Regions from separate parts of the Homo sapiens genome. Here region 2 is linked to region 1. Evidence: chromatin loops called from intact Hi-C (ENCODE). Cell type or tissue: Caco-2. All regions are shown on one strand. Links, peaks and the distances in the headings refer to the core of each region. The heading gives the core; the rest is flanking DNA.

Region 1 (16,235 bases), core at 4,188-12,187:
CAGAAATTGACTAACACACAGATGTACAAGTCATTTTACTAAATATGTGCTAATTTACAGCTATATAGATGGCTATCAATTTATTGCAAAGCACAATGAAGCTATCTTAGAAGTCCAGTTAGGGTACAAGGATGGGAGAAAGATAAATTACTATGAAATATATTGAGATATTTTTTCTAGAAGGAGCATTTACAGTGAACCTTGGAACCATATTTCTACTAGCCAAACTGAGTGAAAGGATGTGATAAATGAAAATAAATGGCCTGTGATAAATTGTAAATGTTAGACTATACAGGGTATGTTCAAGAAACAAAATAGGGATAGTCATATGGGGAAAGCAATGAGAAAGGATTAAAAATTATTATCAATTTAGAAAAATAATAATATTAAGGTAATTTAGAAATAAAGCAGTATACAAAACAGTGAAGAACATGCTAAAGAAATAAAGTACTAAACAATAATATTTTATACACAATGAATGTTTCCTTAACCTCATTTTAATTGCTTATTAAATCAACTTTATGAAACCTCTCACACATAAAATAAAATTCAAATAAAAATCATCTACTTCCTTTTTAATGCAGTTACAGGTCTGGACATTTGCTATACAGAAATTCTGATTCTGCCATAGAATGAAACTGAAAAGAGTTTGGGGTAAAATTAGCATGTTTAGGTAATGATAATATTGTTTGCAGAAAATTTTCTTGTCTTTGCTATTTTTCTGTATATTCTCTCATTGCAATTTTGGTATTTTTAGTAGAGTCTTTGAATTATATTCATCCTAAAATTCACATAATAGAGATACTCATAATTTTGGTAGAGGCTTTCATTTTTGTTGCCTAAATATCAATATTGTCTCTGGAGGTCTTGAGAGTAAGGAAACACATTCAGTTAGTGCAAGACTTTGACTGAGAATAGTTTTGTCACCTTATGTTTGACATACTATTATGCTGAGCATTATGCAAAGCAATGTTATATAGAATCTATTTGTTCAGATAGGTAGTAACTAAATCACGAGGTCAAGAAAATTATGCCATTTCAGCCAGAGTATAATAAATACAGACTTCTTACACCTCTGTTTAGAAAATAGACTTGACTCATTTCTGACCTAATGAATCAGATTTTTAATGTCTCTTTTTCTTTATGGAATTATTTCTTGAAGAATAAATGAGGGCAAATGGAGTGACTTATTTCCTACTTCATTCAAAAAATGGTACAAAGCTCAAGTGGTTTATGTGATTGGAAAAAGAGAAACCTCACTAAATTTAATTAGAGTCGCTCCCATACTTTCTCATTTTCTTTTAATACAAGTATTTGTCTTACTAAAGAGCTTAATAGGAATATAAATGTCAATAAGGAAATGAAACCACAGCCAAATAGATAATGGAGAAATGTGTCTCCAGGCGGAAAAATAAGCCCTGGGTCAAAAAATGTAACTTTTTTCAATAAGAATATGTAGTTTCAAGATTTTCTTTGAAAAATTGACTCACATTGTTTAAGTAAGTGAGGTGTATAGTTTTAGAATGCCAAGATTGTTTCAAAAATGAAAATTTAAAATTTTACACTTGATAAATTCATAGTATAATAGCATGAGGAGCCCTTCAGACCAGCTCCCCAGTGAAATGGTAAAAATCATTAGTGTGTTTCTTTTTTAACAAATACAATAATTTCAAAGCTCTGGAAATTATTCTAATGGAAGACAACAAATTAAAAAAATCTATTCAAGAAAGTGTTTGAAAATCAGGTAAATGGGAAAATGTGTAGTACTCAAACCAAGAATGTGTTCTTCCTCTACCTCTTCAGTCTAAGACAAAACCTCCAGACTAATGTAGCCAAGAACATACAGTTTCATTTCCTGCCAGCTCCAAGTCAAAAGAATTTCTTCCCAGGAGGAACAATACATTTGCACTTCTCAACTTGCCCTCTGCTACTTATTGCCATGGCTAAGTTCTGAGTAAATGTGGTGGAGACATGAGACTTCTTCCTTTTGCCCAGATATCACTTATGAAATGGAGACTTTACACATGGCACCATGAAAATGAGTGATTCCCAAGTACCCTTGCCCTGGCTTATAAGTTAGTGGTTTCTTGCCAGGAGAGACAAACCAAGAAGACCCCAGGCTACTTTCTATTTGCTCCCTTAATTCTTAGCATCAAAAGTGAGAGCATCACTCAAAGAAAAGTGTGTTCCCATGTCCAGATCCACAGCCATGGCACTGAGATATTTTCTGAAATGAGAAACATAACATAAATAGTTTCATATTTCTTCCCAAAGGAAGTAATTTAATTTGCAATAGGACCTGGAGAAGTCCAAGCCTAAGAGTGCTCCCTAGAACAGTGGAGGTTGAGCCAAAAGGCAGTTAAGAGGAGATTTCCACACTTTATGCCTAATGAAGATTCAGGACAAATTGTAGGGTGTCCAGTTTGCAGGAGAGAGCCAAAAAAATAAAAATGAAGAAGGAAGAGAAGGAGGAGGAGGGGAGAGGGAGGAGGAGGGGGAGGGGCAGGGGCAGGGAGTGGGGGAGAGGGGGAGGGGGAGGGAGAGGGAGAAAACAGCTGTGGGGAGCCTTCCTGCTATCAGAAAAAAATATCAAACACCTAAAGGAAGTATTCCCTTAAAGGAGCCAAAATTAGAGTAATTTATTTCCCAGGGCATTGTTGAAGATAATATCAACAGCGAGCAGCGTAGATGAACATCAGTGTGTGATCAGAGCAAGAGACCCAGAAAGCCCTGTCAAAACTATTTTTATTTCAGAGTGACTACAGCTTTATCTTCTGAGGAAAAACGCCATACGGTTATTACTGCAGTGAGGTTGGGGAAAGGGGAGGTGAATAAACTTCACTAGAATAACTTAGCCAATGTCTAAACAAATAAACAAACAAATAACAATTACATAGTCCAGAGGGAGTAGTAAAAGTGGATATAATATATAATATAAAATGTCCACTTTCAGCAAAAAAAAAAAAAAAGACAAGATAAGAAATAAAGAAAGTATAACACAAGCACTGCACTGGGGAAAAAAGAACACAGGCTATACACACTGCTTTTGAAAGAGACCAGAAGTAAGATTTGACAGATACATAAGTATTCTTGTAAGTAAAATAACAATTTTATAAGCAAAATAAAATAAAAATACTTATAAGTAACTATTATGAATATTTTCAAAGAATTCAAAGAATGCCATGAGAGAAGCAAAGGAAGGTATGGTGTTGATGTTACATAAAATAGAGAATATTACTAATAAGATATAAATTAGAAGAAAAATGAATGAAAATTCTGTAGTTAAAAATCACAATAACTAAAATGAGAAATTCACAAGAGAGATTCTATGGTAGATTTTAATTGATAGAAAACAGATATAACAAACTTGAATATAGACCTATGGATATGCAATCTGAAAAACAGAGAGAAAACGGAATGAAGAAAAATAGAGCTTCAGAGAAATCTTTGCCAATATTAATGCACCAATATATGTGTAATAGGAGTACTAGTAGAAGGTAGAAAAAAAACAGAAAAAAATTTTAAGAAATAACTACTCACAACTTTCCAAATTTATTGAAAAGCAATACTGTATGTATCCAGAAAGCTTAATGAGCTCCAAAAAGGAAAAAAAAATCAAATGGATCCACTGACACAGCATAGTAAATATGCCAAGAGTCAAAGACAAGCAGGAACTCTTGAAAGCACCTAGAAATAAATGACTTGTCACCTATGAAAAATTCGGTAAGAACAACAGCTAACTTATCAGCAGAAACAATGGAGGGCAGAAGGCAGAGGACTAATCTATTCAACTGATGAAATAAAAATTGTCAACTGGCAAGTCTTTATTTAAAAAATGAAGGTAAAATTAAGACATTTTCAGATAAACAAAAACTAAGTGATTTTTTTTTTGCAGGCATACCCGCCTTATAAGTAATATTAAAGGAAGCTGTTTAGATGGAAAGTAAGTAACCCCAGATAGTAATTCAATTCCACACGAAAATATAAAGAGGAACAGTAAAGTTAATTATGTAATTATAATAAAATATAAATGCAAATTCTTCTTTAACTGATTTCAAAAGAAATTGCATAAAATTATATGTATATAATATATTGTCAGGCTTATATCAAGCTGCAGCTTTTACTAATATTTGCCAATAGCGACACAAACAAAAGATGTCAGTGGGAGAAAAGCTGTATCAGACTGAGAAAATGTTTAGAGATAAATATATATAGCAATACCATAAAAGGAAGACAAATGAATAGAAATATACAGGAATAATATTTGTATATATCGCTGAGATTAAGCTAGTATAAACTTGAAGGTGATTTTGGAATACATACATAAGCATATATATAAAACCAAAAGCTTCTTTTTTGAGAAGATCAACAAGTGGACAAACTTTTAGCTAGATTGACTAATCTAGCTTATAAATAAATAGATAAATATATGTATATGTGTATACACAAACACACACACACACACACACACAGACACACACACACACAGTTCTGGAACAACTAAAAAAACCCTCAAACCTTTACACAAAGTAAAAAATATTAAAGTAAAATGCCTCATAAAATAATATTTGCCTGGGCGTGGTGGCTTATGCCTGTAATCCCAGCACTTTGGGAGGTCGAGGCAGGTGGATCGCCTGAGGTCAGGAGTTCGAGACCATCCTGGCCAACATAGCGAAACCCCATCTCTACTAAAAATACAAAAAATTAGCTGGGTGTGGTGGCACGTGCTTGTAATCCCAGCTACTAGGGAGGCTGAGACAGGAGAATCGCTTGAACCCAGGAGGTGGAGGTTGCAGTGAGCCAAGATCATGCCACTGCACTCTAGCTTGGGCAACAAGAGGGAAACTCTATCTCAAAAAATAATAATAATAATAATATTCACCCAATTAAAAAAAGTTTTTGAAGAAAAGAAAGTATAGGCCAGGCATGGTGGCTCACACCTGTAATCCCAGCACTTTGGGAGGCTGAGGTGGGTGGATCATGAGGTGAGGAGTTCAAGACCAGCCTGGCCAAGAGGGTGAAACCCAGTCTCTACTAAAAAGACAAAAATTAGCCTGGTGTAGTGGTGCACACCTGTAATCCCAGCTACTCGGGAGGCTGAGGCAGAAGAATTGCTTGAACCTGGGAAGCGGAGGTTTCAGTGAGCCGAGATCACGCCACTGCACTCCAGCCTGGGTGACAGAGCAAGACTCCGTTTTTGAGAAAAAAAAAAGAAAGAAAAAAGAAAGTATACAGAAAGAAAAAAATACATGAGACACGTAAAAAGCAAAAATTAACAGACACAAATCCAACACTATTAGTAATAACATTAAGTGTAAATGAATAAAAAATGTAATCAAAAGACAGTTATTGTAAGACTGGATTTAAAATTCTAACTGTGTACTGTCTACAGCACCTTGATTTAAAATATAAATTTATTGAAAGTAAAAAGATGAATAAAGATATATTATACAAGCAGCAACCACAGAATTAGTGGCTATAATAATTCTAGGCAGATAATGAAACAAAATATGTTATTAATAACTTTTTTTTTTGAGACAGAGTTTCTCTCTTGTTGCCCAGGCTGAACTGCCATGGCACCATTTCGGCTCACTGCAACCTCCGCCTCCCAGGTTCAAGTGATTCTCCTGTCTCAGCCTCCCAAGGAACTGGGATTACAGTGCCTGCCACCATGCCCAGCTAATTTTCTGGGGTTTCACCTTGTTGGCCAGGCTGGTCTTGAACTGCTGACCTCAGGTGATCCACCCGACTTGGTCTCTCAAAGTCATGGGATTACAGCTGTGAGCCACCACGCCTGGCCCATATTTTTTATCATTATAAAATGATATATAATTTTATCATTATAAAATTTTATTCTATAATTTTATTAAGAGAAACATTTTATAATGATAAAAACGTAACGATAAAATGTTAATTCAAGAAGATACAATAGTTATAAATATGTATGTATCAATAGTAACAGAGCACCAATTTATATGAAAACTGATGAAAGTAGAAAAAAACAAAGTGAATAAATGGTTGCATACATCAATGCACCACTTTCTGTAATGGATAGAACAATTAGACAAAAAATAAAGGAAATAAACAATTTAGCACTATAAGCCAACTAGACCTGGAAAACATCTATAAAACACATCACAATAATAGAATGTACACTTTCCTCAAGTGCACATAGAACACCTCCATGATAGACCATATCCTGGCCATAAAGCAAATGTTAATAAATGTAAAAGGATAGAAATAATGTGAAATATGTTTTGTGATTGCAATGGAATAAATTTAGAAATCAATCAAGGAAAAAAAATTAGGAAATTCACAAATACATGGATATTGAAAAACATTTAGAAATGTTTAAATAACTACTGGGTCAAAAAAAATCAAAAGGGAAATCAGAAAATACTTTGAAATGAATGAAAATGAAAAAGCATAACAATATTTAATGGGGGTACAGATAGAGTAGTCCTTATTGGGGGACTTATAGCTGTACATGGATATATCAAGAAGAGAAATTTCTAATCCATAACCCAAACTTCCACTCTGAGACACTGAACAAAAGAGCAGAGTAAGCCTAAATCAAGCATAGTAAAGGACATAATAACAATTAGAGCTAAGATTCATGAGAGAATAGAAAAATGATAGACAAAATAAGTGGGCGCAAAATCTTATTTTTGAGAAGATCAACAAATGGACAAACTTTTAGCTAGACTGATCAAGAAAAAAAGTGAATAGAATCAGAAATAAAAGGTTTTTACTACTAATCATGTAGAAATAAAATATCAGGAAGGAATACTATAAACAATTGTATGCCAATAAATTATATAACATAGATGAAATAGACAATTTTTAAAGAAACATACTGATTACTAAAACTGACTCAACAAAAATAAGCAATTTAATAGGACTTACAAGTTAATTGATTAATAATAATATTAGTAACAATAATAAACCTATCATAAAGAAAAAGCCTGACCCAGGAGCTTTCATTACTATCTTCTCCCAGACATTATAAAAAGTCCTTTTACCAACTCTTGACAAACTCTTCCAATGAGTAAAAGAGAAGATAGTATTTCCCAACTCAATTAGGTCATTATTAATCTGAAACCAAACCAGACAAAGACCTCACAATAAATGAAAACTACAGACCAATATCTGTTATGAATATGGGTTCAAATGCTTAACAAAATAGTAACCAAATTTACAAGGCAGTCCTTCATAAAAAGCAGGCTGGAATGCTCAGGCATAGTCTAGGCTACAGTCTTTAGTTATTAAGTCAAACACTATTCTATGTCTTGCTGTAAAGACATTTTATAGATATAGTTTAAGTCCATAATCTGCTGACTTTAGGTAAAATCATCTCAGATAATCTGGGTGGTCTTGAATCAATGAGCTGAGAAGCTTTAAGAACAGAACTGGGGCTTCCCTGAAAAAGAAGAAATTCTGCCTGTGAAATACAGATTCAACCTGCACATGAAAGATTTGACCTGCTCTTCCTGGCCACCTGCCCCATGGACTTCAGACCTTCTTAGCCAGCTCCCACAATTGCACACATTAATTCCTTGCAATAACTCGGTAAACAAATGTCTTCTACTGGCTCTGTTTCTCTGGTTGCACCCTGACAGAATTAGATTTAGATTATTTTTGTTTTCACAAACTACCATAAATCAAATTAATTAGACGACATGTTTCCAGTAACCAGCATACCTGAATTTGAATAATAGTTTAGTTTTTAAGACATGAAATATCTATTTATAAAAAAAGTCAGTTCAGAGAGACGTGGAGTAAAATGGCAGAGTGAGACTCTCCAAAATCATCCACTGACAGAATCATCAATTTGAACAACTATCCATGCATGAGAAAACCTTCATAAGAGCTAAGGAAACAAGATGTGAGTTCACAGTACCTGGTTTAAGCATAATAATGAGTAAAGATTCATTGAAGAAGTTTTACATTAGCTATGTCACCCCTGCCCCAACCCCAGGCAGCACAGCACAGATAGACACCAGCTGCCTGTGGAGAAGGAAATAAAAATAAACCAGGACTTCGCCTTGGAATCAGTAGAGGCCCCACTGCTGTAAAACCGAGTGCTGGGCAGATCCCCAGGCCAGCACCAATGGGCAAAGCCTCTAGACACGTGACAGTGCCAGACAGGAACCTGTGGCTATGGCAAGAGAGAATCAAGATCTAATCCACATCATCACTGGCTGACTACAATGACCTTGAACACTGAACAAACCTCAGTGGCAGGCAGGCCATAGTGGTCACGACCTTAGGTATACCCCAATACTATGCTGGTCTCAGGGATCATGGACTTCGAATGAGACCCAGCACTATGTCAGCCTCAGCAGTTAAAGGATTCCTGCTGCAGAGGTCCTAGGCTTAGGGGGCCCCCTAGTGCTTCAACAACTTAAAGACCTCGCAGTCACCTAACCTCACTTGCGTTGAATCTATGGACAGCACTATTGCCAAAGGAACCTCCCAAAGAAAGCCATGCTGTGAAAACTTGGTTAGGTACCAATATCAATTCACAGACTTTGATGCACAGCCACAGGATTAAGATCAAGTAGGGAAATAAGACATCATAAATGGACAAAATAATGTGACAGTGACTGATCCTAAAGAGATGGTGATGTAGGCACCACCTGAAAAAAAATTCAAAATAACTGTTTTATGGAAACTATGCAAATATGAATAAAATAAAAAGAATTTATAAATTTATCAAATAAATTTTACAGAGATTAAAATAATTTTTTTAAAAAATAACAAATTTTAAAGCTAAAGAATACATGAACAAAATAAAGAAATTGAATGCAGAGCATCAACAGCACAATTGATCAAGCAGAGAAAATAATTTGTGAACTCCAAGACAGGTTAATTGAAAACAAACATTCATAGAAGAAAAATTAAAAAGGAATAAAGAAAGCTTATGGCATTTATGTAATAACAATAACAAGGGCAAATGTATGGGTTATTGGTGATCAAGAGGAAGAAGAGACCAAAGCATAGGAAGCTTCTTTAAAGAAAAAACAAAAACCTTTCAAACCCAGCCAAAGATGTAAATTCCAGGTACAAGAAGGTCAAAGGTTTTCAAGCAGATTCAATCCAAATAAAATTTTACCCATAATGTATAATAATCAAAATGTCAAAGATCAAAGACAAAGAAAGAATCCTGAAAACATTAAGAGAAAGAAAGCAAATATGCCTAACAGCAGAAGCAGATTTCTCAGTAGAAACCTTATTGGCCAGGAAAGAGTGAGACGGTATATTCAAAATGCTAAAAAAAAAAAAAGCAGTCAACCAAGAATACTATACCTAGCAAAGCTGATCTTCAGAAATGGAGAGATAAAGACTTTCCTGGATAATCAAAAGCTAAGGGAGTTAATCATCACCAGTCATGTCTTACAATAAATGCTGAAGAAAGTTCTTCAAGATTAAAGGTAAAGACTCTGACAAGAAACACAGAAACGTCTGAGGGTATATTATTCACTGGTACTCTAGACAAAATGGGCGTTACAGACAATCCAGCAGCTACCAAATGCACATTCTTCTCAATGCCATATAGACCGTTGTGCAGGATAGACTATATGTTAGGACTCAAATTAAGTCTCAGCAAATTTAAGATGATTGAAATCATATCATGTATCTCTTCTGACCACAATGGTATAAAATAGGAAATCAATAACAAGAGGAACTCGGAAACATTACATTACATGGAAAGCAAACAACATACTCCTAAACAACCAGTTTGTGAATGAAGAAATCAAAAGGGAAATTTAAAAATTTATTGTGGCAAATGATCATAAAACTACAACACACCAAAAATAACAAATAACCTTATTTTTAAAAATTGGCTAAAGACCTGAATAGACCATTCTCAAAAGAAGACATACAAATGGCAAACAGGTAAACAAAAAGCTAAACATCACTAATAAGGAAATACAAACCAAGACCACAATTAGGTATCACCTTATCCAAGTTACAATGGCCATTATTAAAAGACAAAAGATAGCAAGTGTTGGCATGGATATGGGAAAAATAGAATCCTTGTACACTGTTTTTGGGAATGTAAATTAGTACCCCCATTATTGAAAACAGCATGGAGCTTTCTCAAAAAAATTAAAAATAGAATGACCATATGATTCAGCAATCTCACTATGGGATATATATCCAAAAGAAAGGATTTGATATGTCAAAGACACATCTGCACTTTAATGTTTATTGAAGCATTATTCACACTAGTCAATGTGTGAAATCAACCTAAGTGTCCATCAATGGAGGAATCAATAAAGAAAATATGGGATATATATACAATCGAATTTTCAGCTATAAAGATTAAGTCCTGCTATTTGCAGCAACGTGGATCAACCTGAAGGACATTATGTTAAGTGAAATAAGCCAAGCATAGAAAGACAAATGCTACATTATCTCAGTGATATGTGTAATCTAGAAAGTTAATCACATAAAAACAGAGGAATGGAGGTTACCGAGGCTTGCGTGGTTATGTGGGGGAAGAGAAATGAAAGACGTTGGTCAAAGGATACATAATTACAGTTAGGAAGAATATATTTCAAGAGATCTATTGTACAACAAGGTAACTATAGTTAATGATTATAGATTGTATTCTTGAAAAATATAAAAAGCATAGATGTTATGTGCTCTTAAAACAAAAGTGATAATTGTATGAGATAATGCATTTGTTATTTAGCTAGATTTAAGCATTTGATAATGTATGTCTTTCAAAACATTACATCATAAATGACCAAAACATACAATGCTATCTGTCAATTTAAAAAACAGTCAGCCGGGTGTGGTGGCTCACACCTGTAATCCCAGCACTTTGGAGGCCGAGGCAGGCCGATCACGAGGTCAGGAGTTCAAGACCAGCCTGGCCAAGATGGTGAAACCCCGTCTCTACTAAAAATACAAAAATTAGCCAGGTGCGGTGGCACATCCTGTAGCCACAGCTCCTCGGGAGGCTGAGGCAGGAGAATCACTTGAACCCAGGAGGCGGAGGTTGTAGTGAGTTGGGACTGTGCCATTGTACTCCAGCCTGGGTGACAGAGCAAGACTCCATCTCAAATAAAATAAAATAAAATAAAATAAACCAGTAAATATCTAATTAGTATTAACTATAAAGTTACAAACCAGCCTTTGAATCGTTTTGTTTGGTCATGAAAAGTAATCATTTAGAACCCTATGTTTTGAATGTAGCAAAGTGTCTATATTTTATCTTATATATATTTATTTCAAGTGAGATAATTAGTCACACAATAAGATCAATAATAATAATTCAACATAAGTGATCTAGAGGTTCTTTAAAATTATCTTATAAATATCACCTTAGATTGACCATTTTTAAGTGAGCAAACATTTAGATCCAATTTGATTTCATAGTCTTAATGAAGAAAACTAAATGACCTTTCCAACTATTAACTTAATTCAATGCCTGGGACGGTCAACACTTCTCGATGGACTGTGACTGAAACAGAACAGCAGAAAATATGCTCACTTTGTTTTTAGTAGGATAAATTTTATTTTATTTGTAATGAGCTAAATTTAGAGAAACACCATTAGGTCCACAAATTTAAACAGTAAAATTATGATTCTTGTCCTTTAAGCTTTATTTTTTATATGCAGCTAGATTAAAAATACAGTTTTGACAAAGTTTGGAAAACAGCAGTAATGAGGAATAATGTTTAGTTAGTTTAGTCAAAAAACATACTTACAAGATGGTACAGACTGTAGTTATTTGTTGGAGAATTCTGATGATGCCAAGAGAGTTTCACTTAGCAAAGATATACAAAAATGTTTGCCATTTTATATAATGAAAATTATGCCAATACATAATTTTACATAAAAAATTAACAGTCAGAAGCATTCTAGTTCCATCCATGGCACAGTAACTGGGACTAACTTGCTTTCCCAGGAAAAAAAACTATAATACTAAACAAAATAAATGCAGAAACTGTTTTCAGGCAGTGAGCAATGGATAGAATAGGACTATAATTATTGCAAAAAGGAAAACACAGAAGTTAAGCCCCATGCAAATTACCTTACACGTCTTTATGGGAAGGCTTGTATAATAGGAGTTAAGGAGAACCATAGCTGAGCTACGGAGGCAGAAATTAGAGTTCTTTCTCACAAAAATGAAAAGGTTCCAGAGATAAGGCAGCGCATGATGGTATATAGAATTTGCATGGAAATTTACCAAGGTTACTAGAGTGAAGGTTGTTTTACTCAAGTGTAGGCAAAGACTTCACGACATCTAATATACATCATCTACTTCTGGGCTGTGAACTGACTGGTGATACCATAAATTATGCCTTATGGGGACATTCTTGAGTTCTAGCCCAGTGGTAGTGGAGAGCCCTCACTGAGCACCCAGTGCATTCAAACTAAACCCCAAAATAAAGACATTCCTAATAGAATGGAGCACACCCTAGAGCAAGAAGAATAAGGAAATCTGAAGATTCTCAGTGAATTGTGTGGTAGTATTATGTCTAATATATGTACAATTTGATTCCAAGATGACTATGATAGAGAACAGGGCAAAGTAATGATTGAGAAAATATATCCACAATGAGATAAAAAGTTTTATTTTATTCAACATTTAGCTATTTTGCACTGCATGAGTTGTTCAAAATGTCTCATCTGTTACACTGCCACAAGTAGAAATTCAATACATTAATTTTTGAACTGATATTAATTTGTTTCAACATTTTCTATACCTGTTCACTCCTACCCTTCAGATTATGGCAGATAGTATTGAAATTTAAATGAATTAGGGCACTTTCTTTATAAGCCAACAGAGGACATAGTAGATGCTTGATGAATCAAGTTTATTTGGGCAGTAAGTGGTGTTGCTTAGTATTTTTTCCAATGGCATGATGGTGGGACTAATTAATGTTATATGACTTGCTATGGATGACCCATGTACAATAATGACATTTATGACTCAAAGGAAATCTATTTGAATTGCTTTTCCAGTAGAAGTCAAAGGCAGTTTAGTGTTATGACAAATTATTATAAAGATTGAAAATACTGTTATGTTGCTGTTTTCATTCACATAATGTTGACTGGAATGCAGTGTGACTCTAGACGATTTCCCCTATTTTTAATGCAATAGTATTAGTATAATATACACTATGTTTAATTGAATTTAGTTTTACCTGTCACAGTATCACTTGCAAATAATTAACAAAATCAGCAGACCTGAAGTATATTTTGGATCTAGTCATTTTCGACAATATATTTTTTTCTCCCTGCCTTCTTTACTGAATGTCTAAGACAGTTGTTAGTTTCAAACTATGTTCTGATCATAGTTTCCTGGTGACATGCTAGGAGTATTTAATACTAAAAGAATGACTATGCACGTTGACTCATCCACTTTGAGAAGATAAAACAACTGAAACATTAATTTTATGCTAATAATAAATGACACCTAATATGTCATGGAATGAAATGCAATCTGCCTGCATTTTCTAAAATAAGACATAGTGTTCAAAAATACTCTTTACCAATAGTAGAAACTTCAAACTACACCTTTAAATGGTCAGAACATGCATTCACTTAGCTTTTAGAGGCACTTCAATAAAAACATTTTAAAAGCACAAAATTAATGGGTTATATTTCAATTTGTTATTCATTTTATAACCACTTTAAACATTATTGAGGTGGCATATGGCAACATATTGTGCAATATGACTCTAAATGTAGATTTAGAAATTTTAAAAATGGAGATTAAGTTAAAAATAAATAAGGCAAAAGCCCAGATTAATATGTTTATTAAAAGTTGAAATTATAATTGACTCTGAGTTTCATAGGTTCCAAGAAAAAGGAAGATAAGAAGAGAGATTCTAAACTGGCATGACTTCTAAATATAAACATGACTTATCTGGTGGAAAACATGTTACTAGGTCTTAATTTGAAAATGAATTTTCAAGTACCAAGCATCAATTTTAGGTGATACCCAATAAAATCCAAGGGAATCATATTAAAATATTATTCAGTGAAGGCAATTCTCTAAGGAAAAACAAAATATATTTTGTTAAAGCCTATCAATTGGACATGCCTGTAAAATTTTCAACCTTGAACATGCCTTTAAAATTTTGGAGATTATCTGAGTTGCTGATTGAAGGAAAATTATTCTGGACATCAGATGTCAAAGGAACAAGATGAAGATTTTGTTAGGATAATTTAAGCCTTTGATTTGTAGTCTCATCTTGGAGTTCTGGGCCAGAGGAAAGCCTGGACATTTTCTTAAGAATGCGATCTAGGTTTGCCCAAGTGTCCAAATAAGCATTAAATGTGAACAAAATCATAGCTTTCTGTACCATAGTACATGAATGACCATTAATTTGTAGAAAAATAAAGCAAAAGTTACTTATTTTACTAGAAGTGAAGTTCAAAATAATTACTGAGGAATATCTAATTTGAGTAGGGCCTGAATCCTCAGCTTATTGGATAAACTGAACTACTCCATTTAGGATACTTGTTATTTTCATCATTTTTTTTTACACTTTGTTGTATTTGTTTTGTCTCTATTATTATTAGCTAAAAACAGTTACTTCCTTAGACTATCACCATTTTGTAATAATAAGATAATTTTTATTTGATGGGTCAATAGGTATTATATTAACTATGCCTAAAATATAATTAACTTATTAAAATAAAATTTGAAGTGATGAGAGCATAAGCTGTAGATTAGTTTCACATGAATCAAGATTAGTGTTTGTTTTTCAGAAATTTTGTAGTTGCCCACCCTGGTTTTTCTAGTAGCTTTTTAGTTCTTGAATGTCAAGTAGCTAAATGTCAAACTAAAACCCATCTGTCTAAACATAAAAGAATAACTTGGGAAAAATTCAGTTTTTGAAAATTGGCAAGAATAAGAATTTTTAAAATTAATATTGTAATAAACCATTTGTTTCTATTTATGTCACCAGAACTAAAATGTTATATTAAAAAAAATTAAATGACAATAAAAGTAAATGTAGGATTACAATTTAAAAATATAGCTTGTATTTTCAGTCTATCTTAAATCTTGGAAACAATTACTAGGTGAATTTTTTAAAAAATATTGACACATTTTAAGAGAGGATTTAAAGGATATGGAGATAGTGAGTTTTTATGGTATGGTAATAATTTAAATTATATTAAATTTGAAAACCAGATCTTAAGCCAGAGACTTTTTCTAAAATCTAAAAACACATGGAAAATTTTACTAGGATAATAATATAACTTAGAAAGCTTTTTCAATAATCAATAGGAAAACATGCCTTCATAATTTCCCTTATGAAAAATGTTGTTTGCTGATCAGTCTTTATAGTTGTTACTGATGTCTTATCTCAGGGCCTCTTATACAGATATGGATTGAATTTTACATTTTTATGGTACAGGGAAAGAGGATGTGTTCCTAATAATAATTTAAACTCAAATCCCTTAATCCATATTTTCCTTTGAGTATTTTTTGAGCAACCACTACACGTTCCAGGCTACATTCTAGGTATAATGGATAGAGAAATAAGCAAAACTTAGTTAAAAATTCTCCATTCTCATAGATTCTGCATTTTTGTGGGACAGGCAGTAAACAGATAAACCAGTAGGTAAATATTTATACCTCAGTGAAAAAATAAGGCAAGGCAAAGGACTAGAGAGTAAGAGGAATGTTTTTTAGGCTGGGAAAATTCTGTATGTTAGTTTTCCAACTTTTTTAAAGCCTTATTTATTTATTTATATATTTTTTTTGTTGTTTTTGTTATTGTTTTATCTTTATGCACATTCATTCTTCAAGAATCTAGCCAGGTTAGAGTGATTCTGGCCTCCAACGTTTGGACCAACTAGTGAGAAAGATCTCTGGAAGAAATAAAAGCAATTTCTTCCGGAATACAGCTAAACTCATATATTCATCACAGCTCTATTCACAATAGCAAAGACATGGAATCAACCCAGGAGCTCATAAAAAGTGGATTGAATACAGAAAATCTGGTACATATACACCATGGGATATTATGCAGCCATGAAAAAATGAAATCGTGTTTTGCAGCAACATAGATGCAGCTGGAGGCCATTATCCTAAGTGAATTAATGAAGGGACAGTAAAAAAAAAATACTACAGGTTTTTACTTATAAGAGGAAACTAAGAATTGGGTACTCGCAGATATAAAGATGGCAACAATAGACACTGAGGACTACTAGAGGGGAATGGAAGGAATAGAGGCAAGTGTTGAAAAACTAACTAT
Region 2 (16,235 bases), core at 4,725-12,724, 740 kb before region 1:
TGAAGCAGAATCCCCCAAATAGCACCTGCTACCCTCTGTATTTAAAATGCTTTCCAGGTGGTTGTAAACACTTTAAATCTTGAGAACTGTTGCCCTAGAGAAGCAAATGTTAAAAAGCCTCATGATAACGGAACATTGTCATACAGGTTATATGAACAAACCTAAGGTAAAGATCTATTGCTTCTGGCATGGTAATAAATGAATAAAATGCTCATTTTTAGGTACTTGTTTTAGGTTAGGTACTTCTGATAAAGATGAGGCTTCCTTTCACCTCCTCCCCACCAACCTCATGAGTCACACCAATCTCCTAACCCAATTTTGTCCTTATTCTGGAAGATTCCAAAAAGTTCCTCATAAATATTTGAGGGATTTGTATGTTATCAAACCTATCAGTAGATCTAGATATATAGCTAATATGAAAGATCACCAGTAATGTTCTAAGAACGAGATGATTTACATATATGCTTTGTAATCTTTAAAATGTAAGCAATCTGACTGTTATGAACCTCATATTTTAATGAGAATTCTGAGGCTAAAAGATGTTTAGTAACTTGATCACTACTTCAAAGTAGGTAAAACAGAAGCAAATATAGGGTTACTACAGAGAAAAAGCAGAAAGAAATGTGCCCCTACACAGAGAGAATTCTATTTTAAAAAAACTTTTAAAATCAATCCGAAGCTGGACATCAAGTGGGAATTTGGAAATGTTTGGTTAGGAGCTTCTGTAAAATTTTTTAAAGATGCTTGAATTGAAAAGCAATATAGCATAGGAGGGATATGGACATTTATTCAGGTGTTCTCAGAATGGAAATAATCAAAAATAGCTTTAGTAAAGAATTGCCCAGATTCCTTTCCCCTGGTGCTCTGGAAGAAGCCTGTCCTTATTGATGTTGGAGAGTCTAGCCTAATATCTTCCATGCATTCACTAATTTTGTAGGCTTTTTCCTATTAAAAAGTGAAACCATACATTGAAACCTGGAGATAATTGAAGACTGCTCCTCTGAATCTCACACTGAGAGTTGGCTTTCTTTTTCCCCCCATTACATAACACAGAAAGTAAAAATGTAATCTTCAGCAATAGACATGGTATCTGCTCCCACAGAAATGGTGCTATTACCAATACAGAAGCAAGACTATAGGCATGACTACCACAGAGAGAGTGCTTTACAGCCTTCCAAGGCATCACTGTTGAATAACCCAAGCAAATCTGACTCACAGAGACAGAGTACATATGTGGTTCATGATCACCAGGATAGACTTGTTTGAAATTTTTCAGGTAGGCTACCTAAAGCAACTAATTCCAATGGTACTGCTGAGTCCCAGGAACAAAAGAACCTGTGTTCTGGCATTTATAAACTAATATCCTAAATGTGTACTGGAATTCTAAAGGTTTCAACCAGAAATCTGAAATTTCCTCAAACAAATGTCTTCTATGTAAAAAATATATATCTATATCTAGATCTGTATCTATATATCTCTCTATATATCTATATCTATATCTATATATCTGTATCTACATCTATATAGATATAGATATAGAAGCTTCAATTTCCATTATGCTGAATGGAATGTTTCAGATAAACATTTCGTTAATTACAACTCTTCATGGATAGTGCCATAAAAAATAGTGGCTTATATTTTAAATATTCATCCAAGGAGGCAGCATGGCAGTGATAGAGTAGATTTTGCAGTCAAATCACTCTTGAGCCATTTGCTAGTTTCATCAATTTGGATGAGGTTTTAATTTCTCTGAACTTCTGTTTCTGCATCTTTACTCTGTGGATAATAATATCTACCTCTTAAGGCTGTTATGATAACTTACTGACTAACATAAATAATGTACATACACATAGTGGGAAATTAAGAACAAATTTGAGTCTGCTATTGTGCCCTACTCCACTTCAGGAGCAAGAAAATAATCACTGCAAAATAATAGACTTTTTGTTGAATCTCAAACTTGTAGACTGGGTTACAAAATTCCATATTTTTTATGTCATTATCTGCTCGTAGTAAGAAGAAAACCCATACACACACACATATACACGTCTGTATATTTATATATAATATGCATATTATATATACATTTCCTTTATATATATGTAATATGTATATATAGTATGAAATTGGACCAACATATTAAGAATCACTTTCCTCTTACCACAACATGAAGCAATTTCAACATGGATGCTCCAACTTCATTTGGGATACTTCACATATAAGGATCCTATATCTTGAAACCATCTCCAGTGGATTTCCTAGATGAAATGAAACAGAAACTCTTGGGAACATGGAAAATAAAAACCTAGCTTCTTTCAGTAGTGCTCAGCTAAAATTCCACATCATTCTCCATCTTGCTGGTTTTGCCCTAATTATTTAAAAAAATGTTTACTTCCAATCCAATTTGATGTACCCATCCTTGATGACACTATTGCTTGCATTTTCAGGTAATGCATTTTATTATATGTGTTTTCATAAATCAATGAGTATTCTTAAATGTATATTAAAAATCAACTAAATATCAGCAATAGCATATAGATGAGAAAAAGGAGGACAGCAATCAAGTTACAGTGTGTTAGAGAAAGAAAAATAATTTGAATATATAGCTTTTCTCTTTTTCAGATGCTTGTGGATGTCTTTCTAAAAGTTGAATGAATAAAAACCATAATACAATAATGAAACACATTTATCTGTTTCCATTCATCACATTAGTATAAAATATATTACTCTGTACCTATATATTCTAGTCTTGATAATTTTGCAAGCTAAAGCTTTTATAAATCTATAAATTTGCCATTTATAAATTTGCCAGGTATTTATTTGGCTCTTTTGGCAAAATTTGAGCAATTTTCTGACTCTCGCTCTCACACACAGATACATATATGCACATGCACATACACATACCACTTAAAAGTCAAATTTATTGCAAGAAATTATACTACAATCACATAAAATACAATGAAATCACATTTATTTGCCAGGCTAGGTCTATACCCTTTAATAGCTATTTTGGTTTCATTACAATAAATCTTCTACAAAATAATGAAATAAATCTTGGTTATGCAAATCACAGTATTGAAAACACTGAAACCTGATTGTGTAAAACATCTCAAGCTCAAGGAGATATGTCATAGTGATCAATTTTAAATTAGTCACTTTAAAACAAATTCTGTTGCTGCACTCTCTTAGTGCGTTCCTGGATTTCTATTTTTACGAATACAGTAATTACAACGGTACTAGATGGCACAAGTGGATCTCTCTTCCTAAAAGTTAGATATGCAAAAGAGTCCGCTGGGCCCATTAAATAATATTGACATCTCAATTCCTCTTATCGGTTCACTTCAGGTACAGACTTTGAACAATGAAAGTTCCTTCTATTTCCCCTTCAACAGAAGCCAAGTAAGAAATTCGTGTTTTTAAGTTGTTGTCTCGTAGCTGCAAACCTAAAGCAGTGTTTAGAGGGAAATTTATAGCATTAAATGCCGACAGGAGAAAGTGGGAAAGATCTAAAACCGACACCCTAACATCACAATTAAAAGAACTAAAGAACCAAGAGCAAACTAATTCAAAAGCTAGCAGAAGACAAGAAATAACTAAGATCAGACCAGAACTGAAGGAGATAGAGACACGAAAAACCCCTCAAAAATCAATAAATCCAGGAGCTGGGTTTTTGAAAAGATTAACAAAATAGATAGAACATATGTAGCCAGACAAATAAAGAAGAAAAGAGAGCAGAATCAAATAGACACAATAAAAAATGATAAAGGGGATATCACCACTGATCCCACAGAAATACAAACTACCATCAGAGAATACTGTAAACACATCTACACAAATAAAGTAGAAAATCTAGAAGAAATGGATAAATTCCTGAACACATACACCCTCCCAAGACTAAACCAGGAAGAAGTCGAATCCCTGAAGAGACCATTAACAAGTTCTGAAATTGAGACGGTAATTAATAGCCTATCAACCAAAAAAAGCCCAGGACCAGATGGATTCACAGCCGAATTCTACCAGAGGTACAAAGCGGAGCTGGTACCATTCCTTCTGAAACTATTCCAAACAATAGAAAAAGAGGGACTCCTCCCTAACTCATTTTATGAGGCTAGCATCATCCTGATACCAAAACCTGGCAGAGACACAACAAGAAAAAAGAAAATTCAGGCCAATATCCCTGATGAACAGGGATATTGTTCATCAATATTGATGCAAAAATCCTCAATAAAATACTGGATCCTGCAGCACATTAAAAAGTTTATCCACCACAAACAAGTTGGCTTCATCCCTGGGATGCAAGGCTGGTTCAATATACACAAGTCAATAAGCGTAATCCATCAGCAGCACATTAAAACTGAATCCAGCAGCACATTAAAAAGTTTATCCACCACAAACAAGTTGGCTTCATCCCTGGGATGCAAGGCTGGTTCAATATACATAAATCAATAAACGTAATCCACCACATAAACAGAACCAATGACAAAAAGCACATGATTATTTCAGTAGATGCAGAACAAGCTTTCAATAAAAGTCAACACCGCTTCATGCTAAGAACGCTCAATAAACCAGGTATTGATGGAACGTATCTCAAAATAATGAGAGCTATTTATGACAAACCCACAGCCAATATCATATGGAATGGGTAAAAATTGGAAGCATTCCCTTTGAAAAGCAGCACAAGACAAGGATGTCCTCTCTCACCACTCCTATTCAACATAATATCGGAAGTTCTGGCCAGGGCAATCAGGCAAGAGAAAGAAATGAAGGGTATTCAAATAGGAAGAGAGAAAGTCAAATTGTCTCTGCTTGCAAATGACATGATTGCATATTTAGAAAACCCCATTGTCTCAGCCCAAAATCTCCTTAAGCTGATAAGCAATTTCAGCAAAGTCTCAGGATACAAAATCAATGTGCAAAAATCACAAGCATTCCTATACAACAATAATAGACAAACGGAGAGGCAAATCATGAGTGAACTCCCATTCAAAATTGCTACAAAGAAAATAAAATGCCTAGGAATACAAGTTACAAGGGATGTGAAGGACCTCTTCAAGAAGAACCCTAAACCACTGCTCAAGGAAATAAGAGAGGACACAAACAAATAGAAAAACCTTCCATGCTAATGGATAGGAAGAATCAATATGGTGGTGAAAATGGCCATACTGCCCGAAGTAATTTATAGATTCACACTATCCCCATCAAGCTACGACTGACTTTCTTCACAGACAAAATGACTTTAAATTTCATATGGAACCAAAAAAGTGCTCATATAGCCAAGACAATCCTAAGCAAAAAGAACAAAGCTGGAGGCATCATGCTACCTGACTTCAAACTATACTACAAGGCTACAGTAACCAAAACAGCATGGTACTGGTACCAAAACAGATATATAGACCAATGAAACATAACAGAGACCTCAGAAATAATGCCACACATCTACAACCACCTGATCTTTGACAAACCTGACAAAAACAAGCAATGGAGAAGGATTCCCTGTTTAATAAATGGTGTTAGGAAAACTGGCTAGCCACATGCAGAAAACTGAAACTGGACCCCTTCCTTACACCTTCTGCAAAAATTAACTCTAGATGGATTAAAGACTTAAACATAAGACCTAAAACCAAACCTATGTTTCTATATTCTGCTTTGAGATTTTGGGTTTGGGACTCTGCACACCACTTTCCTTTGCCAGATGGTTTCCTTAGATTCTGCAATGGGGGTGGGGGGGCACTGGGGACAGGCCGGTGGGGTGAAGAAAGGGAGAAAGAGGCTTATTCTTTCCTGTTCTCTTGCTGTCAGCATTGTTTAGCAATCATCCTGCACCCTGTCAGCGGCAGTCATTTCTGCCTACCGATTTTTCAAATCCTTCCAGAACCAGCTTATTCTGACCTGACAGAGGTGCCACCCCCAGGTGGCTCGTATCCCATCCTGAGAGCTCTTGAGTTTGAGTTCCCAAGGCCTCTGCTTTGAGCTTCTGAGACACCAACACTGGCTGCATAGCAACACTTCTGAGAAGTGTGATATAGAGATCTACGAAGTCCCTTTTCCAAGCTCCCAGTGCCCCAGCTTTTCATTTCGTTCCCCAAGCCCTAAGGGTGGAGGTGCTTCCTGAGATTACTCTCTCTGTATAACTTCAGGGGCCTCTTTTTCCTCTTCCAGCTCTCCAACAAATATTTAATCCACCCATTATATTAAAATTTCCTTGTTAAAACAACAAGTATGGGACAAAGGATATGAATAGACACTTCTCAAAAGAAGATATTTACATGGCCAAACACATGAAAAAATGCTCAACATCACTGATCATTAGAGAAATGCAAATCAAAACCACAATGAGATACCATCTCACACTAGTCAGAATGGCGATTATTAAAAAGGGTCTCTGACATTAGTTCTCAAACACATTTGTCAGATAAGTGCGTGGATGGAGAGCCCATCCATCCACACACTTACGGGGCATGGAGACCCACAACAGTAGGTGGCAGCAGAGATAGACAGTCAGTGGTCACTTGGTACAGGAAAAAAACAAAGATGGCAGGAGAACCAAAGCCTCATCTAACCTTACTCTTAAGAGTTAAAATCATGGGTTCAATATCTATCTATCTAAATATTTTAATGGTTAAGGGTATGTGTTTTGGCAACACAAAGACAAGTCCTCAAATTTCGACCTCACTACTTTCTAGCTCTGTTTCTTAGTTTTTTCATCTATAAATGGATCTAATGACACTGTGATATACAGCTTTCAAAATGGCTGCAATAATTCCTGCCATCTCTATACATACTCTCTTTGCAATGAAATTTTTCCATTCTCATCTTCCAGAGCTAAAATTTCTTTCTCCATCTCTTAAATCTAGGCTTGCCTAGTGACTTGTTTGCCCACTAAAATGTAGAGGAATGTGACTTCTGAGCCTAGAAACTGCGAGGACTTGCATCTTCTCCTCTTGCCCTCTTAGAACTCTTCCACCACCACAGGAGAAAACCACACTGGCCTTTTCGAGACCTATGGCCCCCTGACAGGTAGCACCAACTGTCAGACAGAGAAGTAGCCACGTTAGACCATCCAGACTCAGTGGAACTGCTAGATGATTGTAGCTGCATGAATGTCCCAGCAGAGATAAGTAGAAGTGCCACCAAGCTGAGCCTCAGATCAAAACGCATGCCCATAGAATTAAAAGCAAATAAAATAATACTTGTTTTAAGTCATTAAGTTTTGAAGTGGTTTGTTATGCAGTGATAAGTTACCCATAACTGATTCAAATCACTACCTTCATAGTATTCTTTTAAGGATTAAAATAAAAGATGTAAGTGAAATGTATGCACAATGTCTGGCATTGGCATAGAATAACTCTCCAAATGTTTACTGGGTATAGAAATTACATTCCCAGCATCAACATGGGATAAACAATGACTGGCCATAATGAATACTAATGAGGAATGTACTCACTCTACAAGAGTTAAATATTGGGGTACATATGTTTGGTCTGAGACTATTGGTTCAAAGTAAAAGAGAGGCATGATTGAATTGAACATTTATCATTACTACTGAGATTCTCTGCCATTCTTTGAGTATCATTACTACTCAGGTATTTTTCTGGGAACTTGAATTAAGGTAAATGGGTATGAGGAGATAGAAAGTTGTCTTATATCAGTGCTCAAACGTTTAGGAATCAGGGTCTATATACTCTTTAAAATGAAGAGCATTAATTAATGTATATAAATTTTCATTTATCATATTAGAAATGAAAGCTGAGAAAAACTTTTAACAATCGTCATTGATTATCAGTTAATTATTATGAAAACACTAATTTAAAAATAAAAATAAACCCATAAAACAGTAACATAAATGACACATTTTTATGAAAGATAATTATATTTTCCAAAACAAAAAAATTAGGGGAGTGAGACTGTTCTATATTTTTGTAAATTTCCTTAAAATTTGACTTAATAGAAAATAGCCTTATTCAATCTGCATTCAACCTGTGTGATATATTATTTTAGTGGAAACCTATGAAGAATATCTAGTCTGATATAGACATGTATTTTTGGAGAAAAGAAAGAGATTTTTACTGCTTTTAAAGTTATTGTAGAATACTTCTTTGATAGCATAGCAACATTTTATGAGTAGTAGTTTCTAAAAGATCAGTTACAATATAAAATCTAAAACCAAATCAAATAACTTTTCATATTATTATATTAAAATCCACTGGCTATCTCTTATTGTGAATGGATCCTTTATCTATGACTGCTTGATCATCATGCACTGGTGATCCAGAAAATATTGGTTCACTAAATTAGGCATAATCAAATTATTAACACATACAAAATACTAAAAATTACTCTTGTTAAAATTACCGCTAATCTTATCCGAATAATTTTAAAGTATTGGGAAGTGTCACACCTATGGTAGCACAAAGAATTTTCAAAATTTTAACTTTTACTTCAAAGCTCAAACTTGATCACTGGCAACAAATACAAATACAAAATAGTTGCTTTCCTTGAAGTTACAAGATCACTTTGTTTATTTTTGAGAAATATATGCCAAATACCTTAAGCCTCAATAGCTTTAGTTTGACTATTAGTTACACTTTTATGTTAAAATGATGTTAAATGAAAAAGTAGCTAGTTCAGTGTGCAACTCAATTACAAAAGTACTTTTTGTTCTAGAAAACATCATACTTCAGTTTGCAGCAAATGTGCTTTATGCATACTTCACATTTCATCACAAAGGATATTAAGATGGTGTTTATTCAAAGAACAAGTTATAAAAAATAATGCATACTACTTCATAAAGGACACTGTTAAGTGACCTGCCATTTTGTTTTTTTTTGCTTGTTTACTTTAAAGAAATGATGGTGGAAAATACAGTGACTGCTAGTAACAGTCTGGTGTTGCCAGATTGAATTGTGCTAAGATTCTGGAAATTTTACCTACCATTGCCTTTGCACCATCATGGAAACTGTTAACACAATGAAGACACAAATAATACCTTAGTCTTAACTTAAAAATAGTTTTCACCTAGCACACGGCTCAAAAGGATCTTGGGAACTCCCATGGTACACGGACAAGAATTTTGAGAATGACTATCAAATAGTGACTTAAAAACAAAAACTGAAGTGTTAGAGTGTTTCTAGGAACTTGAGTATAAACAATCCTCTTTTAGGCCAGGGTGGAGATACCACTTTCCACCTTCAGTAACATCACTCTCGTGAGTTAGAAAGGATTTAGATTAAGATTAAAATAACTAAGGCTGGACCAAGGGAAACTGCCCTGCTCATAATTGCTTACCCCATACCTGGGACTGTAATGACTCATACCGAACCAATGTCAAAAACCCTGAATCAACTGAGGGAATTGGCAAAAGAGGGACAGAGATAGAGAAAGAAAGTGAGAGGACACAGAAGACCCATGAAGTTATAGACAAAAAGAAACGGAGATTAGGAAATCAATAAATATAGGGAGAGAAGGAGGAAAGTGTGAAAGGAGGGAGACAAAAAGAGAAACAATCATAGAGTCGAAATAGAGAGAGAGAGTGTGTGAGAGAGAGAGATAATGTTTTGAGGACACAAAAGCTAACAGAGATAGACAGGCAAAGAGAAACAGAGTCAGAAGGAGACAGAGAATAAGTATGCTATCATATTAGATTGTCAATGAAAGGAAAGGCAAAAATCTTTGCTTTGACATAGTTTTCAAGTAGTCACAGATTTTCTCTCTCTTCTGTGAGGCTGATTGACTATGGATGCATGGGAGTGTCTGCTTGCATGTGGATTAGGAAGATTGCTGCCTTTTCCTTCTGCCATGACCTGAAAGCCACACTGACTGCTGATGGAGGTAGTAAGGGATGTCCTGCAGTGGAAGAAGATAGACCTAGGAATCTGCAGCATAAAAGAGGTGTCTTGGTGCATGAGAACGAGACCTGGCACTGGGCATCTTCCAGGTTGACATAATTACCAGGCTGGGTGAGAGATGTAGTGTAAGTGCTTTACTTTGTCACTTATCAAATCTCACTGGTAAGGCCTAAAGAAACTGAATCTTCAGGAGAACTAAACATATAATTTTCCCTTTAACCATAATAGGGAATTGCCACTGGTCCTCTCTATCAAACATTAGATATGTTCAGATTCTTAAATGGAGACACAGTAAGGAACCACTTTGGATGTATGTATGTATGTAGAGATAAGGTCTTGCTATGTTTCCTAGGCTGGTCTCAAACTCCTGGCCACAAGCAATCCTCCCACCTTGGCACTGGGATTACAGGCATGAACGACCATGCCCAGCCCCACCTCACATTTAAAAACAAGATTACAAACAAGTAATTCCTAAATATTAACACTATTATTGGAAAACACACAGAAAGACAGAATGCTATATTCACTGTAAGTAAATGGAAACAGGTTAAAAAAAAATTAGGTGACTCTGTGTCATTACAGTGTGTTCCTATTAGTGTTCACATTGTATAAAAGGAAGAGTGGGGAGTGGTCAATAAGATTAGGTTTCATATCAGTCCACGGCATGAAAATGGGAATTCTGGGCTGCTATTCACCATTATGAAGACAAAGGCAACTTGGTATCAAGTGTCTCTAAGGACAGGAAAAGCTGTATGTAATCTTAGTTGGAGAGGGGAAAAAAACATGAGCAGGGAGAATGAAAGAGCTACCAGCACCAGCTGCTGTGATGCCAAACAGGAAGATGAGCTCTCCCTGTGCTCTTGCCAATTCAGGTTAATATTTAAAAACTTAAAACTGTACTCTGATTTTTATTAAAGTGACAGGTTTTTGTCTTGAAGTGGCACTGTTTCTTTATCTGTAAAGTGAAGTGCGGGAATCACACTGGTATTTCCCAGACTATTCCGTATAATGCTTGTGCACTAGAAGATGCTAACATAATCAAGTTTGACAAATATTTCCTTCCTTCCTTCCTCCATCCCTCCCTCCCCCTTTCCTTCCTCCCTTCTTTCCCTCCCACCCTCCCTCCCTCCCCCTTTCCTTCTTCCCTTCTTTCCCTCCCTCCCTCCTCCCTCCCTTCCTTTCTTCCTTCCTTCCTCCCTCCCTTCCCTCCTCCCTCCCCTGCCTCCTCTCCCCTTCTCTCCCCTCCCCTTCCCTCCCCTCCCCTTCCCTTCTCCTTTTCTTGCCTTTATTCCTCTTCTTTCCTTGTCATTCCCTCACAGTCTACTTAACATAATAAAGATTCTAAGACTACCACAATGAAAGAAAATATTTAAACTGATTTAAACACAGAATTTCTTTCTCTTTTTCCATATTGCCATCTCTTGGGATGATAACATTACCCTGGGAAACAATTTATGAAATGCCAAACTTCGTACTTGCTAAAAACCCTTATGAATCCAGGATTCTATGATTCTAAGCAGGACTAAGTGGGAGCACAGGAAATTGTCCCCTAAATTAGCTCCATTTGCCTCTGTAACCCAAGTGTCTGGACTCAACATATTCAGAAGCCTGGCAGTTGAGGGCCATGGAGAATAGCCTATTACTTAGTCTCTTTGGATATCATCAGCATCGCACTAAGACACTGTGCATGTGAAGCACACCCTGGGACGTATGATTATCTTACCACCACTTAATTTTTAGGTCAATGAGCACAAGAGGAAATTTCCTTTTGAAAAGATCAGGAAATTAATGTAGGATTGCAGGAATTACATACAATTCCCCATGCAATGCAATGCCAAATTTCAAAAAGTACAAAGGGATGCACATGAAATTTGGCAGAATTAGGAGTCTTTACCTTGAAGGAGAAAGAGAATGAAAATTATCTGCCTGAAGTAAGCATTAATGCTTTATTTTATGGGTATGTTCTTTCTTTTAGTTCAGCATTCTCTAGATTCTCTTAAACTTTATGATTTTTGTTTGATTATTGTCTATCTCTTAAAGGTGAGGCTTCACAGTTCCAGGTGGCAGTAATAAAGTCCATACTTATGGATGTCTCAATGTCTCCAATCTGTGGAATATAAATTTTGAATATATACAAGTTGAGTGGCTTCCATTTTCAGGATGTGAAATATCTGTTCATGTTTTTGTTGTTTTGATTGTTTATATCACTTTATGTGGCAATACCTAGACCATCATAAAAGAGGTTTGGCAAAGTAAAATCTACCTGAAGATTTTAACATTTAGTGGGAAAACGCATTCATAGATCACTTTGCCCTAGAATTTCCACTTACCAGTAAAATAGAGACAATAAGAATAATTTATTAAGCACTTTTTATATTCTTGGCAATGCACTAATTTCTTTACTTATAGCATCTGAATGCTTATAATAAGTCTATGAGGTTGGTGCTGTTAACATGTCCATTTTATATTGAAACTCAAAGTAGTTACATAAACTTTTTCAAAGTCACACTGCTTTTAATGGCAAATCTTGTGATCAGATCTAGGTTTGTCTGATTCCAAAGTCTAAATTATTAATGATGCTCCTTCATTGCTAATTGTTTCTTTATTCAGTGCAATCGTAGTAGCCAACAGATGACCATCCATTAAGACTCATGTCATAGACTATCTGAATATTCTGCATTGTTAACTGGATGAGTCTAACCTTGGACTGGATTCTGGGAGCTGCAGCTGTATTTAAGGATTGTAATGATATTGACCTCAGCAGGTAGAATGTGAAGCTGAAGAAAAGCCAGAGACAATGTCTCATGGTGACCCTGTAATGATGAATCAAATTATTAACAAAATATTTAATAAGAGTATCTAGGCAAAAAGACAACACATGAATTCAGACAATAGAAGCAAAAGATAATACAGTAATGGCAAAACAAGTTTGAAATGGCAGCAGAGGTAGTCTAAAAAGATTCCCTGAGGTACTGAAAAAAGGGGTGCTGACACTTTTTTAGAATGCCGACAGCCTCTCCAGTGTAAGGGGAATGTTTTAAAACCTACCAAGTTGTATCTGACAGGTTATCAGCCCTCCAGGAATCGGCATCTCCCCTCCTTTACCGTACAATGAGCCCCCTTATCATATTATGCACCTACGCTTTACTTTTTAGGCAGGTTAAACTGCTGTGAGGTACACTGCAAATGATAAGAAAGGAGAGAAGAGGAGAAAAAAGGAGAGAAGGGGAGAAGAAGGGAAGGGAGGGGGGAGAGGGAGAGAAGAGTGTTGAGTTGATGAGGAGGAGTGAGAGACTGAGAGAAAGAGAGGTTGGCCATGGCAATGATATCCAAGGAAGGAGCCTCAGTCAAAGATGATGCCAAGACCTCAGAGACTCAGCTCTTAATAACCACTAACAGGATGATGACATCAAAACTAACAACATGCAAAGGGAAAGAGCAGGGACTGGTACATGGGACAATGTTCAACAGGATCACTCAGATAACTTTGTGGTAGAACTTGGTGGAACACAATCATTGGAGAAATCTGTGGTGTAGCTTGGTGTATTTCACCACCTAATCCCCAGTGCATGTGTAAGTGCCTGTCACCCTGCATGTACTGCTCATGTTTGTGAAATCTCCTCAAGTTGCCAAGGTCTGCTGAGTTGGTTTGTTGTACAGGTTTTGAAATCGCTGGATTGGAAATGAGAAATAAACCTATGAGACTGAGGGTAGAGATGAAAGAAAACAGAGAAACGGTCTCAACATTAGAAGATGGGAGGAAGAAAACAAAATTATTTCTGGAAAATTATCATAGTCTATTGTCTCATAAGAACAATAAAGTAGATATAATAATTGGGAAATAAATTGCTGAGGTAAAAGAGATAGATCAGAGGTGAGGTCTAGATACATTATAATAACCCAAATAATAAAGGTACATGAGAATAGAAGGAGAGGAGTAAATTAAAGGAAGATGTGGACAAAATAAGGATGAGAAAAACTAGATACATGTATAGGATCACCAAGGAGCAAAAATGATTCAAGAAACAAGGAATTAAATTTATTTATCACTCATATTCTCCTTCAGTTCCTTTCTCTTTTCTTTTATCTCTCTCTCTCTCTCTCTCTCCCTCACACACACACACACACACACACACACACACACAGAGAACAATGAACCCAAGGATTCAGCACTTAATCTACCAGCCCAGTTCTATCTAATACTGAATAGTGACAAACAGAATTATTGTGACTGTTTACAAATGGCTACTGCTTCCAGGCAATTTTCAAGGCCTGGAAGAAAGTATAAATGTCATCTAGACATAGTGAAACATAAAAGACATTTTGGATGTTAGAGCTCAGACTTTTAATATATACCAACTCTAAAAGCTGCAATTATGTGGTAGCAATAACCATGTGGGTAAATATAGTGTACATCTCAAAGATAATAAAATAAATGGTCCTCATAGGGTAGTTTTAATGCTAAATTTTGTGTTTGTAACAATTACATTTTAAATCTTTAATGCTGGTGTTAAGATTTTCAGCATAAGTGAGTTAGGTTGTTCACACTATTCAGACTCAAAAGTAACAAATGTTCTTGGAGCAAAAAAGTACATAGAAATTCTACTTTCATGAATCTATTCTTGATATGTGTAGGATTTTGACTAAAAGCATTTTAATTATAGTTTTAATTAAAAAAGATAGCTCTCAAGAAAACACCCTTCCCTCTCTAAGAAAAGATAGCAAATAATTAGAACACCTATAATCACAGCATTTTGAAAGGCCAAGGCACGAAGATTGCTTGAAGCCTGGTGTTCAAGACCAGCCTGAGCAACACAGCAAGATTCTGTCTCTACAAAACACAAAAGAATTAGCCAAGCATGGCAGTGGGCACCTGCAGTTCCAGCTACTGAGGAGGCTGAGGCAGGAGAATCACTGGAACCTAGGAGTATGAGGTTACAGTGAGCTATGATGGAGTCATATGATGGAGCCAGCCTAGATGACAGGGTACGACCTTTTCTCTAAAACGAACAAACAGAAAATGTCTCTGTGTGTTGTGTGTTATAGAAAAAAGTTACGGAAGTGTCCTAAAATGTTATTATCTGTGCTCATTTGTGAGTGATAAGAAATATGTATAATTGTCACTTTAAAGTATTCTGATATTATTTAATTTTTTTGTGTGGGCACATATTTCATTTATATGTGGGAAAATTATTTCTAAAAATAAATAGGCAGATGTAACTTATAAATAGGTTACAAAAACCACTTCTATGATCAGTATGCCAAAAATATGTTTATATAAAATAATGGTTGCTGAGTCATCAGAACAGTCCATATTCTAGAAAATGTTGAAAAAAATCAAGTAAATTTATTAATTCATTTGTTCATTTATTCATTCACTCAAGACACCTTTATTTAAATTTTAACAAAATATTGAATTATTTAATATTCACTACATATGAATCACTACTAATCACAAGGTCTACAGGAATGGAGGAAGCACCATAGCTGTCTTTAAAATGACCAAATGCCATGAAATCAGAAAATGGTTATGCTCATGTATATTTCTGATATGCTCATGTAGATTTATTTGGCTAAGAAGCATTCAGACATTGGTAATAGTAGAAATCCAGCTATATACTGTAAGGTTTGGAATAATTGGAATAGGCACAATTCTCTAGATGGCAATACAATCTTACTGTCATACTATCGCCGGCAAGAGTCTGATCTGTAGCAAGAATGCACATAGGTTTGCCTTCCCCTTCCTTTTTTTCCCATCCTGGCAGACAGGCCCTGAATTTCTAGTTTCAAGCAGCCAAATAAGGACTTAGGCAAATTCAGGCCCCTAGCATAGTCTGGCGATTTATATACTTGGGGTATATATGGCTTAGGATTTCATAGCCAGGGAATAACTTGTAACGTAATCCATAATACATAGCCCATAATTGTATTTTGCATGTTTATTAAAAAGGAGTAAATGGAGTAGGACTCATCCATATCCTTTCCTTTTGGGCTCAGGAGAAGATAGGATATGCACTTAAACTACAATTTATAATCTCAAAACCTCCTCCAGCTCCAGAAGAGCTATTTATCATCTCAGTGCTAAATGTAACCCAGAAAGAGAAAATGAACCTCCTGTAATGAAAAGTCTGAAAGTTGGAGCTATAAACAACTGCACGGAGAGTTCTGTGCTGAATTTATACAGACTGTAACCATCGTTCAAGGTGAAAAAATCAGTGACAGAACAAAAATCATCCACTGAACCTCAAGAGACACCTCTTTTCTCTGTGCTTTGCTTTTCTATATAGTGTTCTCATTCCTGATCAAGTTCTCTCCCCAGGGAGTGCTAATTGGCTAACAGTAACAACTACAGAAGTCTGTTTTGTTCTATAAACCAGCAGACTCAAAGAGTCC

What was found. Peaks named below come from ENCODE experiments on the same cell type or tissue, not always from the same donor. Only the 100,000 strongest peaks of a DNase experiment are listed, where the experiment ranks them.
Region 2: a loop joins it to region 1, with 6 times the contacts of the local background. A loop is called at or near these places in 3 of 110 quality-filtered maps.

Annotation. Positions count from the first base shown.
Region 1 is chr9:29,683,833-29,700,067 of GRCh38, forward strand. No RefSeq gene overlaps it. Among named protein-coding and RNA genes, the nearest start is that of LINGO2, 480 kb to the left of the region's middle. In Caco-2, for the core only: no CTCF peak of the experiment used is centred there; a DNase peak (open chromatin) is centred at 8,389.
Region 2 is chr9:28,945,660-28,961,894 of GRCh38, forward strand. It overlaps LINGO2 (leucine rich repeat and Ig domain containing 2), which reads right to left. Exons shown (of 7, transcript NM_001258282.3): 2 at 2,159-2,255. Among named protein-coding and RNA genes, the nearest start is that of MIR873, 65 kb to the left of the region's middle. In Caco-2, for the core only: no CTCF peak of the experiment used is centred there; no DNase peak of the experiment used is centred there.